Linked DNA regions of Homo sapiens: region 1 is linked to region 2. The links are chromatin loops, found by intact Hi-C in ENCODE. Cell type or tissue: CD4-positive, alpha-beta T cell. All regions are shown on one strand.

Region 1 (8,000 bases), 550 kb after region 2:
CTCCTGGACCTCCAGCTTGCAAGGGCAGACTGTGGAACTTTTTAGCCTCCATAACTTCTCAGTCTCCATAATTGTGTGAGCCAGTTTCCTCATTATCTATCTATCTATCTATCTATCTATCTATCTATCTATCTATCTATCATCTATCTATCTATCTATTCATCAATCAATCTGTTTAATCTATCTCCAGTTGGCTCTGTTTCTCTGGAGAAACCTAAGGCATCATCCAAAGTGATCCAAGGAGGCTTCTTAGAAGAGGTGACAGACAAGCTGACTTTCAAAGGCGTTGGTCAGGGATGTGAGAAAGCTGCCTGAGTTCTGTCTCACCCTGTATGTGGATTGACTTCCTGTATCTGTACTACTTTTCCTCCCTCATCATTTATGCCTCTACTTCCATAAAAAGGGATTTGGGTAGATTCTGATTTTTATAAAATGACACATACAATAAAAATACAACCATTAAGTAAGGAAAAGAAGTAAGAACTTTGTAATACAACGGGAAAAGAGAATGAACTACAAACCTACACTTAGAATAGTTCCTGTGTTTGATACAAGATTTAACTCTGTGCTTCCCAGCAGGCAAGAAGGTAGCATATCTGCACACATTGCAATGTGGGGACGGAGGGCCCATCCAGTGACATCAGGAGAGCGCTTGCTCACCCACCCCCTCTCTATTGATTTGTTCACTGTGTTAATGGCTCCCTTTTGTGTTTGGCTGGTCAGTGTTTTGAATTGGTCTTTAATTATATCTCATGCAAATGACTAAGGCATATGGAGAGGTTGTGGAGCCAAAAGTTTAGAAGCACCTATTATGTGCCACTCCTACTACTCTTCTCTGCAACATAAATAGAGGAAACTGAGGCTCGGAGGAGTTAAGTAAAACACTGGTCAAGTTGGCCCAGGGGCCCACATCTCCTGACCCCAGCATAGGCTCTTTATGAGTTTGGATGGATGAGATCTTTGGATGAGATATCTCAGAACAAGGAGCCAGCCTGGGCAATCCGTTTGCCAAGCTAGAGTCACTGAGCAAGCCAGACACCTACAGATGCCACAGGTAGGAACAACTGCTGTGTACTCTAGCTCAGCTTGAGAATAGTTGGTTTAATTTATGAATTTAGATGGTTGAAAAACCAAAAGCCATAGAAACAATCAGCACTTGTCAAGTGCCTACTATGTGCCAGGAACTTCTGTTTCCCCCTTTTCATCTGTGAAATGGGGATGACAGTAAAATAATGCCAACCTCTCCTGATTGATGAAGGATCAAGTGAGAGCCATGGAATCACTTAGCACAGAGGCTGTACTTAATATGTTCTTGAGAAATATTATTGTTATTTTCTTTTGTCTCTTTTTTTTTTTTTTTTGAGATAGAGTCTCGCTGTCACCCAGGCTGGAGTGCACCGGCACAATCTCAGCTCACTGCAACCTCTGCCTCCCAGGTTCAAGTGATTCTCCTGCTTCAGCCTCCCAAGTAGCTGGGATTACTGGCGCCCACCACCAGCCTGGCTAATTTTTGTATTTTTAGTAGAGACAGGGATTCACCTAAAGTGCAGGCGTGAGCCACCGTGCCCGGCCCACCTCAGCCTTCTGAGTAGCTAGACCACAGGCACTGGCCACTGTGTCTGGCTAAGTTTTTGATTTTTTTGTAGGGACATTGCCCAGGCTTGTCTGGAGTTCCTGGGCTCAAGTGATCCCACCACCTCGAGCTCCCAAAGTGCTGGGATTATAGGCGTGAGCATGTTGGCCAGGCTGGTCTCGAACTCCTGACCTCAAGTGATCCACCTACCTCGGCCTCCCAAAGTGCTGGGATTACAGGCATAAGCCACCACATCCAGCCTGTCATTATTATTATTATTATTATTATCATCCTCACAATAGTCCTGTGCTGTTGCTGCCAACGCCAGTGTTGTCTTACTGCTAAGGAACTGAGGCTCAGGGAAATGAAATGTCCAAGGTCACCAAGTTACAGCCGGGATTCTAACCCAAGCCTTTTGGGCTCAATTCCTGCACTCTCCATGTTAAGGGACAGAGGCCAGGAGATCAGGAGATAAAAATGAAGGTTCAGGAAAAGCATGTTAGGCAGGTAGGCCTAGGATAAGCACGCACGGCATGAGGTCTTTCTACTGGGTGAGAGGGCCTCTGAACGGCAGCTGCAGAGAGAATGTGGGCGGCACACGTGGCTGGCCTGGGCCCTGCGGGTAAGAGTTGTGGTCATAGTGGTGGGGCCCTGCTCAGGCCATGCCTAGCACCCAGAGGAGCAGCAGAGAAGTGACTGCAAAGCAGCCTGGGGCCGGAACCAGGTCCCAGGGCGGTCAGACCAGCTGAGGGACTATCGGCTGGTTGATGAGAGTTTACAAAGGGTAGGATGACAGCATTGGTGGGGACCACATTTTTGGCTTGTCCTCACTTACTCTAACCCAAATATTAAATTGCAGTAATTAAAAGTAGAAGTTAAGGGTGTGGGCTAAGCATGTTTCACACAACACAAAGGGGAGAAGAGGGCATGCCCCCTCTCTGCCAACCTGTCTGCTCCATTTGGCCTGGGAAGTCTGTGCCCCACTTATTTGGCAACACCCACCTGTGCAGGCAGCAACCAGGTGAGAGAAAGCAGCTGTAGCCATGAAAGCGTTGGCTTCGGGGCTGGAAAATATGGGCTGAGGTTCTGGCTCTGTGACCTGGGGAAATTTATTTTACTTCTCTGAGCCTCTGCTGTCCCTTCTAAAATAATCCCAGGCTCTAGGATTAATTTAGGATCAAGTGAGAGCCAGGGACTCACTTTGCATAAAGGGTGCACTTAGTAAGTGCTTTGATACATTATTTTCTCGTCATTGTCTTAGTCACGTGGGCTGCTATAACTGGGTAGCTTATAATCAACAGAAATGTGCCTCTCACCTTTCTGGAGCCTGGAAAGTCCAAGATCCAGGTGCTGGCAGATTCAGTGTCTGGTGAGGGCCTGTATTCTGGTTCATAGACTTTGACTTTTTGGTCCAACCTCACATGACAGAAGGGGCAGGGGGTCTCTCTAGGGCCTCTTTATAAAGGCACAAATCCCATTCATAACGGCTCCAGCCCCAAGACTTAATCACCACACAAAGGCCCCACCTTCTAATACCATCACCTTGCAGGTGAGGATTTTAACATATTAATTTTGGGGCGGACTTAAACGTTTCGACCATAGCAGTCATTATTATTATCATTCTCACAATGGCACTGTGAAGTTTCCTCAGGAGTGCTGCCTCAGTTTCCCCATCTGCAATGGGAATAGCTGTGGCTACTCCAGAGTGTGGCTTTCAGGATTAAATAAGATGGAACACACAACACAGTGCCTGGCACACAGGAGGCCTTTCCTCCCTCCCTCCGTCAGCCACTTCTGCAGGGCTGGTTGTTCTAATTATCTTAATTCACCAGGAGGCGCCAGCCTCTCTACCAGGGTTCCCTGTGTGGTGGGGCCCTGAGACCAACAGTCAAGTTGAGGAGGTGGTGACGCTGGCCATGCATCTAGAGGACACAGGGCAAGGCCAAGCTGTCAGCCAGAGAGAGAAATACTTACAATTTTTCAGAGGCCACATAGCTCCTTCCCTACCTCATTATCTCCTTTTATTCTTGTACCTCCTCTGGGGGAGTGGGATAGATGTGATCTTCATTTTGCAGATGGGGAAACTGAGGTAAGTAACCATTCCATGGCTACACAGTGGGTCCTTAATGGAGCTGGTACTAGCTACCTCCTTCCACAGTCACCTACCAGTGCTGGGGCTATGGCCGCCAAGGGGAGAAGCAGCAAGTCTGGGGGGTCCTCACAAGTGGAGGCTTACTGACTTGGGAAGGTCCACTGCCTCCATGGCCTGGTGGGGATTGGGAGGGCCTGGTGGGAGGAGGGAAGCTGGAAGGGGTAGCTTTCTCCTAGAAAGCTCACTCCCTTTTCAGTGACTTCTTATAGTGATGGTTGTGTCTTTAGAGTTCCAAACTAGTATTTTGCAAGGAGGTCTCAAGACTCTGTGAACATCACCCTCAGATGGAAGCTTCGAGAGTATCTGCCTAGGTCCTCCACCCATTTGACTGATGAGGCAACAGAGTTCCAGAAAGAAGTGACTTAGCCAAGAGCAGGGCCAGTAGCAGAATACTGCAGCCCAGTGTTTTCACACCACTGTTGGAGGCCCTGGGGACAGGACAATCCAGAGGAGAGGACATTTGGGCAGGACATGGCAGGCAGTGAGGCCACAGTGAGATACTAGGTCTTATTCTGCCGGGCACTGCCATCAAATCATCACTTATCTTTTCCCTGCAACAACCCTGGGAGGTCGAGGTTGTTGTCCTCACGTTACAGGGTAAGAAACAAGACGACTCAGAGAAGGCCAAAGTCAAATAGCTTCTTCGTGAAGGAGGCAGAATTCAAATCTGGACCTGCCTGTCTCCAAATCCTACACATTTTCTATTACATCTCTTGCAATGGGTTCCATAGTGGCCCCCCAAAATTCTTGCCTTTCCAGGAACCTCAGAATATAGACTTGTTTGAAAATAAAGTCTCTGCAGATATAATTAGCTAAGTTAAAATGAGGTCATTCTAGAATGGAATGGGCCCTAAATCCAATATGGTAGGTGTCATTACAAGAATAGGAAAGATACAGAGATGGACAGGAGATTGCCATGTGAAGACACAGGCGGGGAAGAACACCATGTTGAGACCGAGGCAGAGACTCGAATGATGCGTCTACAAGACAAGAAACATGCAGGATTGCTGGCAACTGCACGAAGCTAGAAGAGGCAAGGAAGGATTCTCCCCTAGAGCCTTCAGAGACAGTGTGGTCCTGCCAACACCTTGATTTCAGACTTCTAGCTTCCAGAACTGTGAGACAATAAATTCCTATTGTTTTAAGCCACCCAGTTTGTGGTACTTTATCACAGCAGTGCTAACAAATTAATATACCTCCTTCCCATGGTACAGAAGGGGGGTGACATACAGGCATCTTAGCTCCCAGGTGTGGTCCTGCCGAAATTTAGACTATCAGGACAAACCCAAGGCAGAGGAGGAGGACGAAGGACATGTGATGTTTGACATACTCTTTGCAGGGCTTTGTGCTTGGCACTTCACATATGGGATCTTGATGTAAGTGCAGCCATTCCCATTTCCCAGATGAGGAAACTGAGACTTAGAAAAGGGAAGTTACTTGCCCCAAGCTCATTTTTTCCCTGCCCCGCGGTGCTATGCAAGGAGCAAACCCAGACTCTAGTTTGAGTTCCAGGGAAGTAAGTTACTCACTTCCCTTCTCTCAGCCTCACTTTCCCCATCCAGAAAATGGGAATAATACTTTCTGCCTCTCAGGTGGTTGTGATTTCTTTTCACATCCCTTCACTCAACAGATATTTACAGAAGGTCTCCTCTGTGTCAGCCTCTGCTCTAGGCCCCAGAGACACAGCAGTGAACGAGATGTGCCCAGTTCTTGCTCCTAGGAGTCTGATTCTTTTGGGTAATGCCTGTCAGGTGCTCCACAGGGGCCAGCACTTAGTGAGTGCTTGGGGAACCTTATGGGGATAAGAATATAGGATTGAATGGGATGGTGTGCAGAATGGGCTTGGCCTGTAAGAGGAGCTCACTTTGGCATTCATTTCTTAATCACTATGCCAGTGATTCTCTACCCTGCCAGTGGTGGTACAGCCTCCTGGACAAGGAAGGTACAAGGTCCTTTGGGCCTGGGCTCCATGTTCTTGGGCACCCAGCAGTCGCTGCTGTAAGCTGCCTCCCCAGAGCCAGCAGAACTCTCTGCCCAGGCCTGGTCTGTGGTCTGTGCAGGCCGCCGAAGGGGCCTTGGGTCTTCTTATAGGGGCTGCATTGCTGCACTGTCCCCCTCAGCTGAGCCTCCTCAGCTCAGCCCCACCCACTCCCTGTCACTGTCCCTGCAGGGGCCAGGCCTGAGCCTGTCCTGGAGGCGCTCCCAGCTGTCCTGATATCCCCTCTGGCTTCTGCAGACACTCCCCCTTTCTGCCCCTGGAGGCCTCCTCTGGTCACCAGCCCCTTCCCCTCCCCTCCAGAGGTGTCCCCAGACATCATCTCTGTGCTATTCCTTTTTCCTGGCAACGGTGGCATTAAATATCAGCCAGGCTCTGCTCAGTGCTGGCAGGGTGGGGGTTCTTGATAACCATGTGGTTTAGGGGAGGGTCTTCTCAAGCTCCTGCATGATGGGCTAGGAATGATTGGGTTGATTGTGGTCTGGCTCTGTTCCCAACTCACTGCACTTCCTTGAGCAAACCTCTTCCTTCCCAGACCTGGGTTTCTCTGAGAGGCAGCCCTCTCTGCTTTCAGCCGGGGGTATGAGGACCAGGGCACACAGGTCCTGAGCAAGTGGCAGCAGCCAATCCCAGGATGGCTGACTTTTTCCAGGTGGGCTCTGGGGATGCAGCGCAGCTATGCCCATCAAGCCTCAGAGAAGCGCGTCCTCCTGTCCTCACTTGCCCTGAGTGAGCCGGGAAAGCTGGCAGCAAGCACTGGGAAGCAGGCTCTGGCGGGCCCTGATGGCTCAGCGGTGGCAGCAGCAGTGGTGGCAGGGGCTATTCTGAGCGCTGGGAGGGGCTGGGGAGCTGAGACTGGAGGAGGGGAAGTGACAGGGAGGAGACAGTCTCTTGAGGGCGAGGGGAGTGCCACCTTAGCCCCGGGTGGGGGGTGTCTGCCGATGGCAGTGTGTGTTGGGAGAATTGTGTGGTGTGTGCTCCTCACTGGGAGTGGGCGAGTCAGCTGAGGTATTGAGGCATGCGCTGGGATTGTTTGAGTGTATGTGTACAAGTTTTGTGATCCAAGCACGAGTTGAGTGGGTAACGCGCACATCCACCTGCCTGTGGGCAAGTGAGTGCGCGTGCACTGGAATGCGAGCATGTTCCAGTGTCCAGGGAGGTGTGAGTGAAGAATATGTGCCTGCATGTGGAAAAACGAGGAATGAAAGGGGAAGCAAGTGGGGGCTTGTTTGTGAACAGAAATGAATGTGGGCGTGGTAGGGAGGGTGGATGGGAGCTTGAGAGCCAGCCTGGGGGAGCGGGGAAGGGTGAGAGCTGGTGGTCAAGGGAACTGTAGGTAGAAACCATGGGTCTGTGTAATTGAGACACAAGCGTGAGGCACGTGGCGAGTGTGCTTGTGAGTGAGCCTACATGTGTGAGCGGCTGTGAGTGTGTGCATGGTAAGAGCAGGTGGGACTGTATGAGCTGGGCAAAGTAGGAAGGGAAGGTATGTACACACAAAAGCAGCAATAAAAACAGCTAGCATTTATTGCGCGCTTATTCTGAGCCTGGTGCTCACATTCATAAATGTATTTAATTTTTCAAATATCCTGTGAAGGTAGTGCTATTATGGTAGTCATTTGTAGAGTAGGAAAGAGTGGCTTTGAGCAGTTATGTATCTTGCCCATGCTCTTAATCACTATGTTATACTGCCTCAAAATGAATGTGTGAGCAGGGGCCAAGTTGTGAGTGAGAAGAATGTGAGTGTGTGCCATTGGGTGTGAGTTTGAATGTGTGTGTGTGTGTGTGTGTGTGTGTGTGTAGGAGCTGAGTGTACCAGACATGGGCCTCAGAGGAGAGTCCAGGCAGCAGCTGTGGACACCGGGCAGGGCAGGGGCCTGAGTCAGCCTCTAGTGCATCTCTGCCAACCTGGCTTCCCAGACCCATGTTGGCAGCCTGTGCCAGGGCCCCCAGCTAAGGATCCTCCCAGCAATGGTATGGCCCTCAGCAGGCCTCTGCCTCACAGCTCAGAGCTGGGCCAGGGCCGCAGACTGGCGGGAGGCTTGCTCGGTCTCCAGGGTCCCTTAGGGGAGCAGCTCCCAGTATGGACTCCCCAGGCATGGAGGGCATACGAGTGATGTGGTGGTGGGGGGTGGATTCAGCAATGATTTCAGGCTCCTTGTGACTCTAAACAGAATCACCTGGAGGATGTGTGTATGTGTATGGATCGGAGGGGTCGTCAGCCAGCACTTCCCATGCCCACCCTTGCCTTGGGATATGACTCAGGCAAATGCCACGCC
Region 2 (8,000 bases):
GAACAGGGCAGGGACTAAACTCAGGTCAGCAGTAGAGCCCAGACCAGAACCCAGGCTCAGTCCAAGCATCTTAGTTGTCTCCAATGATGATAAATAACAGTGAAAACCTTTCTGCAGAGCTTCCCAGGGGCTGGCCTGGGCTTAGGCACCCTCTGGATGGTCTTGGGCAGACGTTTTTCACATCTCGAGCCTTAGCTCGAGGTCCAAAATACTACCTGTACTGGGAAGGAGGTCCTCTCTCCCACTGACAGTCCACAAAGCCGTTTTAGGCATGCTGGACCCATTGTGGGCTTTACTTATTGTTTGTTCAATGAATCCCACTGAATTCATGTAACAACCCTGGAGGAAGATACTATTATGCTATTTTGTGCTGAGGCTCAGAAAGGAGAAGTGACTTGCCCAAGGTCATTCAGCTGAGAAGTTGCTGACTTAGGGCTGGACTCCAGGGGTCCAGATGCCTGTCTAGGATCCCTGATGGACACAGCCCCATTTTTGAGCCTGCGCTCTCAGCGAAAATCAGTTGGTGTCTCAACGAGACCCATCGTCAGCTGGGCAGGGTGTGTGTATATATGTGGAAGCTGGGCTGGGCTGCTGGCTGGAACTCAAGCCACACCAACCCCTGTGCCCCTGTGTTTGGACCTGGCTGCAGCTGCTGCCCGTGGGGGAAGGGGACCTTGCCACTTGCCCTCCTGCATCAAGGGTTTTTTCTCCTTGGCCTGGCTGCCTGGGCAAAGGAGCTGGCTGTGGCATGACCATGTGGGCACCTGCCAGCCCCTCCCTTGTTGGGGTCTGGTCATCTAATGCCCTTCACATGACAGGCATGGGGTGGGCCCTGGCTGGGGAGAGGGATTTGCACTCTCCTAATCCAAGGGCTGCAGCCCTCCCTCTGTCTTGGCCAGGGCCGTGGGAGAGGTTTGTCCTTGCCCCATGCCCAGCAGCCCCAGCTCAGATCCCTGGCATACACCCAGTTCCTCTGCTTGGGGCCTTCCCCTGTCCTGCTTCTGCTCCCCACCCTCCTACTCTGTGAGCAGAATCAGGAGCTAGGGGGCAATGCTGGGGCATTCAGGACTGATGGAGGTGCAGTGCTACATAGCATGTGGGACTGAAGGATGGGGGCGATGTCAGGGAGGTTTAGGGCACATGTTGGGGCAAAGTTGAGGGAAGATGATTGGGGTGCAGAGCAGGAGTGTTTGGGGCTCATCCTGGGCCACCCCTTCCTGGAAAAATTTGGCTACAAGTCAGGGAGGCAAATGTGTGGGCCATGCCCCCCCCCTCGCTAGGCAGTAAACACTGCCGTCGCCTGGGAGACAAGAAAACATCTTGGTCCCCCCACGGTTGTTTATACCAGGACTCCCTCTCCTTCTCTGGCCTGGTCTGGCCTCTCCACTCCTGAGCTGGGCTACCTGAGTTGAGGGTCCAGCCCCCGGTCATGGCAGGAGGCCCTGGCAGCACGCCCACTGGCCCCCACCAGGGACTGAGCACTCACCACCTCCTGGTGGCCTGTCCCATTGGAGGCCCTAGGTCTTATTGATCAGAAACGTGCTCCCAAGCCTTGGCCTCCACGAGGGAGGCCTGGGACTGTGCCCTGGATTTGCTCCAACCCACTGCCTGAATGCAGTCACTGGCCTCCCGGTAACCTCAGCTTCCCATGTTCAGTAGCAGGCAGGATCTAGATTAGAGCTTTTCAAACTGTTTCAAGTCATAGATCTGGTTCTTTGAATGACACCTGATACAGAAGCACAATATATAAAACAGATCAAAGTAGGGCTACTCTGGGTGGAGTCACGGGTTGGGGCCCAGAATTCTACCCACTCTATGCCAGCCTATATGGCCCTGGCATATCAACCCAGAGCCTGTACATGGTCCTCCTTGCTCTAGAACACATTCCAGGTAACCCTGGAATTCCCTGGCCAAATACTTATGCCTACTTCCAGGGTCTGCACAGGCCCTTCTCCCAGGGGCTGTCAGAGCAGCCCTAGGCTCAAGGACGGCTGTTTGTAGTGGGTATAGCAAAAGCCCGGAAGAGCAGGCTGAGGCACCCCCAGGAGTGTACCCAAGGCCCCTCCCAGGGAGGGATGGGCCCAGTGTGGGAAGAGAATCTGAGGATCGGAGGGTAGCAAGGGGCTGGCTGTCCCTTCCCTGCTGGATTCCAGCATGGGATTCCAAGGCATCCAAGAACTAAAATTCAAACCTGGTCTTCTAGGTCATTATGAAGGTATATGTGTCAGGAAGGATAGAGCAAATTTTATTTAAAAGTTTGTTAACCTGATTGAAACTTTTAAATATTTAGACTTATGGTATGTGGGTCTCCATTTATACTCTCTCCCCAGTCCTGCCAGAGTTAGGGGTGAGCTTGCATCAATCCTCCTTCCACCCACCCACCTACCTCTGCAGCAACCCCAAGACAGCCTTACCCAGAACTCTCAGGCTTCACAGGACAGTGTGGAAGTCCCACTCGCTGAAACTCAAGGCCCTGGTGACTGCATCTTTCTGTTCACTCCCCAGATACTGTCTGAGCATCAGCTGGGGCCAGCCTGGGGGTTGTGGAGGAGCCAGACTGGCCTTGCCCTAGAGGGATGGATCTCAGTGAGGAGTAAGCGGGTAGGAACACTCTCCCTCTTGTAGAATAGTGTGAGAAGGGGTGCCTGAGGGGGCCCACAGGGGCCCTGGAATCCTAACGAGGGGCTAAAGAAGCTCCTCTATTCAAAGCCGATCATGGATGGATGAGGTGGAAGAGAGACAGCCCAAGAAGGGGAGACAGTACAAAAGCCACCAAGGTGGAAATGTACAGGGAGTGGAGAAGTCGAGTGTCGCTGGTGCTTAGGATGTGTGTACAGCCTCAAACGCTGGTCTAAGGAGCTTGGGTTTTCTATTTTAACAGTAAGAAGCTGTTGTAGGATTGTAAATGGGGTAGGGGCTGAGGAAGAGGCATTCAGACTGCAAGGTAAGTGGACTGGAGGTGGGGATAGGGGGCTGGAATTGTGGTGGTCAGTGAGAGGCTGGCTGGGGGGAAGGGGAATGGGGGTGAGTCCTGGGCTGACCAGGAATGGGACTTGAGGGGCTAGGAAGAAAGAGGGGATCTTAACTCTGCTTTCTGGGACCACATCTCCTATCTCCTCCTCCTTTGTTCTGTCTCAGTTTTTGTCTTCTTCTCCTGCTATTCCACTGCCCTAGGTCTCCAGGCTGGGGAGAGGGGCACTCACCCTAAACCCCCTCTCCAAAGCAGGCCACTTCACACAAGTGGCCAGGCAAGAGGCCGCAGTTGTATAAGAGGCTTTTCTCAGCTGGCTGGACTACTCATTCGTTCATTTATTCATTCATTCACTCAACATTTATTGAGAACCTACAATGCACCAGGCCCTGCACTAGGTTTTGGAGAGAAAGTAGGAACAAGATCAAGTACCTGCATTCATGGAGCTTACATTGAGGGGGGCGGGAGAACCAGGAACTGTATCTATCCCCGGTGTCTACCATCTGGCACCTGTGCCTGGGCTGGATGCCTGGGAACAGGGACTCTTCCCATTACCTACTCATTTGTTCCAGCTGCCCTGTGTCAGCACTCACCTCTCTGGACAATGACAGAGGAGAAGGGGTCCCATGCCCAGGATGCCAGCCCCAGGGAGCACCTGTCTCTGTAAGAACAGCCTGGCCCTCGGGGCCAGGACCTGGGCTCAGGCCTAGTTCTTCCTACTCACTCCTGACTTTGAGCCCTTTGCAAGGACCCGACTTTGATTTCTTTATCTGTCAGGTGGGATTTGGGGAGGTCCTGAGGAGGCGAGGGGACCAGAATACTGGACCTCAGCTCCAGTATTCTCCCTTGGTGGGCAACTCCTTTGGCTATGATGGGAGGGGGAAGGGGGCTTGGGACTCAATATTATCATCATTACCCATACAAGATAGTAATAGTTGCTACCTATTGTGTAATTTATTCCGCACTATCTGTATGGTCGGTGTGTCTTCTCTCCCCATTTTCCGGATGAGGAAACTGAGTCTCCGTAAGGTGAAATGACTTACTTGAGGTCACACGTGAAACTACCTACTCCAAGAGCCCTTTAGGATGGTGCTGTGAGGTGGAAGGGCGAGGCCGAGGCGGCGGTGGCGTCGCGTCCCCCCTCTCCGCCCCTGGCCTCGGGGACGCGGCGGCACCTTCACACTTTCCGCTTGGCCCGCTGCTCGCCTTTCAGGCCGCCGCGTTTTCAATTGTTAATTTGGAAACGGAAAAAGTAGCCGGCCGGGCGGGGGAGGCCGCGGGGAGGTAATCGGAGCCGCAGCACCGCCCCGGCCCCTCCCGCTCTCGGGGCCTGGCATTGGCAAAGCCCCGCCCCTCCCAGGGACGCAAGAGCCCCGCCCACCATTCCCCGCCCCCGGCATGCCCCGCCCATTTCCGTAAGCCCCGCCCTCGCCGAGGCGGGCTGGGGGCACCTGGGAGTGCCGAGCAGTGGCGCCCCTGCTGAGGAGAAGGAGCCCGGGCGGGGGAAGGGGGCCGAGGGCTGTGCTGGGGGAGGAGTCCCCCAGGAGCCCTCCCCGCAGGAACCCGTACCTCTCCCGAGAAGTCGCGCAGGGTGTCTGCTTCCCTTGTCCCTACGTGAACCCAAGCCTTTCTGCAACCCCTCTGTAGGTTCACCCAGGGGAGACCCCTGCCTCCAGACTGCCGGACCAGGGATCATTGGTCCCATTAGAAAGACGAAGAAACTGAGTCCTGAGAGGGACAGTTAACTTGCTAAAAGTCACACAGCCAAGGCAGAGCAGAGCTGAATTCAAGCCCATTCTTTTGACTGAGATACATTTAGGGACTGTCTGCCTCATTTAGAAGAGGAGGGGGCATCAGGACCAGAGATACAATTTGTCCCCTTCCCCCTATCTCCAGCACGGTTTCTGTGGTTAGTAAGTTACTGGAAGTTCTGCTTATCATTATTCAATTATGGGAGGGTTTTGGAGGTAGAAGGAGGTCCCTCTAAACTTTCCATGTAAATGAAATGTAAAAGACCCTCTTCTGGGGACTCCCAGAACACAGAAGTCCCTGAGGACTGGCAGCTTCAGGAGCCGTCCACGGCCTTGCTTCCCATTAGGGAAGCTGGAATTGCCAGTCCCAGATGGATCAGCAAAAAATAGGGCCCTCAGAGACTCCCACCCAATCCCTTCCTCCCACTGAGGAATAAGCTGAGACTCAGACACAGTTTCCCAAGTCTTCAGCTGACTGGTGGCGGAGTCAGGAGACAGAACCCACCGACCCAGCTTTCTAGCTGTGTCCACGCCCTTCTGCTTCTCCCTCTGCTGCCCCCCAATCCTGACACCTCTCTCACAGCCACCACTCAGGATCCTGCCTCCATCAGCTGGGCCTGCAGGCTGGGCAGCCTTTCTCTTTACAGGCGGAGGAAACTAAGAAGAGTATCTGCAGATGTCCTCCCAGCTTCCAGTTAAAGACCCTCCCAACCACCCTTCCACCTTAGCTGTGGGTCAGGCCCAGAGAAGCTGCGCTCCTGGCCTCGAGTCACACAGCAAGCCTTTTCCAGCTTGCAAAGCCCACTGGATTCAGTCTGGCTGGTCCTGGATTTGGGGTTCCCACTGGGAGCATGGCTCTCAGGGCAGCTGTAACCAGATGCCCCAGGTGTGGCCTGTGAGTTTGCATGCTGCTTTGCTTATTAGTAACAAAGGCATTGAAACCCCTCTTCCTCATTGTGTCCCCAAACCACCCACTGGGTGGGGTCCTCAATGGCTGAGTCTACAGAACTCCTGGGCTGGGCTCAGTCTTGGCACCTGAGCTCCCCAGGGAACTCTGCCCTCCACGGTGCTCCTCTTCGACCCTGTCAGCTCTTGGTGCTCTCTCTGCCCTGGAAGTACTGAGAACCCAGTGGCAAGGACTAACTCTTTCCCTTGTCTTGGACTCTTCCCTCCCTCTCCCTCCCCCAATATAGTGCACAGGTTCTGCTGACTCAGAGGACAGAAGGCTCCTTTGAGGTTACCCTGACCCCTGCCAGGTTCAAGTAGCTGGGAAACTGGGCAATGCTTGAACCCACTGCCACAAAGTCACATGCAGCAGGAAGGGCAGGGGCAGGTCCCATCTTGGCCCCAGGATGAGGGAATTTTTGAGGTGGGAGTGAGAGGCAGGTGCCTGAGTCCTTCTACAGACAGAGGAGAAATCCAAAGAACATTGCATTAGGAATCAGGAAATCTGGGTGCCAGGCCCAACTCTGTCTCTGATCTACTGTATGATCACAGGTAAGCCAGGCCCCTCTCTGGGACTCAGTTTCCCCATCTATAAATGAGAAGGTTGGTTAATCTCTAAGGGACCTTTCAGTGCCCAGATATAGCCAGTATCTGGTCATATCTTGCCACTTCCGCTTCCCCTCATACAAGTCACCATCATCAGCTGGTAGTGGCTCATGCCTGTAAGCCCAGCACTTTGGGAGATGGAGGCAGGAGAATTGTTTGAGCCCAGGAGTTCGAGACGAGCCCGGGCAACATGGGGAGACCCTGTCTCTACAAAAAATAAATATAAATTAGTCGGGCATGGTGGCACCCACCTGTGGCCCCAGCTACTCAGGGGGCTGAGGCTGGCGGATTGTTTGAGCCCAGGAGGTTGAGGCTGCAGTGAGCCGTGATTGCACCACTGCACTCCAGCCTGGGTAACAGAGTGAGACCCTGTCTCAAAAAAAAAAAAAAAAAAAAGTCACACAGGGTGAAGTGGCATGTGCCTGTAGTCTCAGCTACTCAGGCAGCTGAGGTGGGAGGATCATTTGAGCCCAGGAGTTCTGGGCTGTGGTGAGCTATTCCAATCAGGTGTCCACACTAAGTTTGGCATAAATATGGTGACCTCCTGGGAACAGAGGACCATCAAGTTGCCTAGGGAGGGGTGAACTGGCCCAGGTCAGAAACGGAGCAGGTCAAAACTCCCGTGTTGACCAGTAGTGGGATCACACCTGTGAATAGCCACTACAATCCAGCCTGGGCAACATAACAAGACCCCATCTCTTAAAAATAAAAATAAACAAAACAAACAAACAAACAAAAAGTCACTGGCATCTCTTGCCAGGATTATACTTTCCAACTCACAATGGGGCAAACGTCATTGCTCCCTCCTCCCCTCTCCCCCACCATAGTCCGTTCACTCAGCAGCCTGTGTGATCTTTTTAAACATAAGGAAGATTGAGCTACTCCCTGCTCAAACTCCCCATCTCACTCAGAGTAAAAGCCAAGATCCTTACCATAGCCAGTAGATGGTCCGCTTTCCACCTCCCCTGCCTCTCTGCCCTCACCCCCCACCACTCTCCCCTTGCTCATTCCACTCTGGGATCACTCCTTTCCTGGTAGTTCTGGAACACAGAAGGCACCCTTCTGGCTCAGATGTGTTGGATTTGTTTTTCCCTCTGGAGGTGGGATGGGGGTTAAGGGAGCATGAGGTGGGGGCTCTGACCTAAGCCTGCCAGTCTGAGCTCATGCTCAGACACAGCATGAGTAAAGGTGGGGAGGGGAAAAGAGCGCGTTTGCCATTGTCAGGGACAGAGCTATGATAATGCAGTGCCAAGTGTCAGGTTGGGTACCGGCTAGTGAAGAGCAAGTTGGCCTGGTGGGTGGGGCTTTCCTTGCAATCATGCTAAGGGGTTTGGGCCTGGGCCCACAACTCAGTGGATTTCACACTTTTTAAAAAAACAGCAAAGCTTTTTGTTCACATGAAATTTTTTTTTTTTTTTAAGATGGAGTCTTGCTCTGTCGCCCAGGCTGGAGTGCAGTGGCGCAATCTCGGCTCACTGCAGGCTCCGCCTCCTGGGTTCACGCCATTCTTCTGCCTCAGCCTCTGGAGTAGCTGGGACTACAGGCGCCCACCACCACGCCTGGCTAAGTTTTTGTATTTTTAGTAGAGATGGGGTTTCACCGTGTTAGCCAGGATGGTCTCGATCTCCTGACCTCGTGATCCGCCTGCCTCAGCCTCCCAAAGTGCTGGGATTACAGGCGTGAGCCACCGCGCCCGGCCTCACATGAAATTTTTACGCCAAAGCCAG

The links. Peaks named below come from ENCODE experiments on the same cell type or tissue, not always from the same donor. Only the 100,000 strongest peaks of a DNase experiment are listed, where the experiment ranks them.
Region 1: a loop joins it to region 2, with 5 times the contacts of the local background. A loop is called at or near these places in 2 of 110 quality-filtered maps.

Annotation. Positions count from the first base shown.
Region 1 is chr1:41,351,771-41,359,770 of GRCh38, forward strand. No RefSeq gene overlaps it. Among named protein-coding and RNA genes, the nearest start is that of FOXO6, 5.7 kb to the right of the region's middle. In CD4-positive, alpha-beta T cell, no CTCF peak of the experiment used is centred here; no DNase peak of the experiment used is centred here; H3K27me3 peaks cover 376 bases.
Region 2 is chr1:40,798,169-40,806,168 of GRCh38, forward strand. The region is part of intron 1 of KCNQ4 (potassium voltage-gated channel subfamily Q member 4); the gene reads left to right. It also overlaps the pseudogene RN7SL326P. Among named protein-coding and RNA genes, the nearest start is that of KCNQ4, 18 kb to the left of the region's middle. RefSeq lists silencers at 4,014-4,613, 4,123-4,307. In CD4-positive, alpha-beta T cell, no CTCF peak of the experiment used is centred here; DNase peaks (open chromatin) are centred at 4,323, 5,293 and 7,533; H3K4me3 peaks cover 1,140 bases; H3K27ac peaks cover 1,554 bases.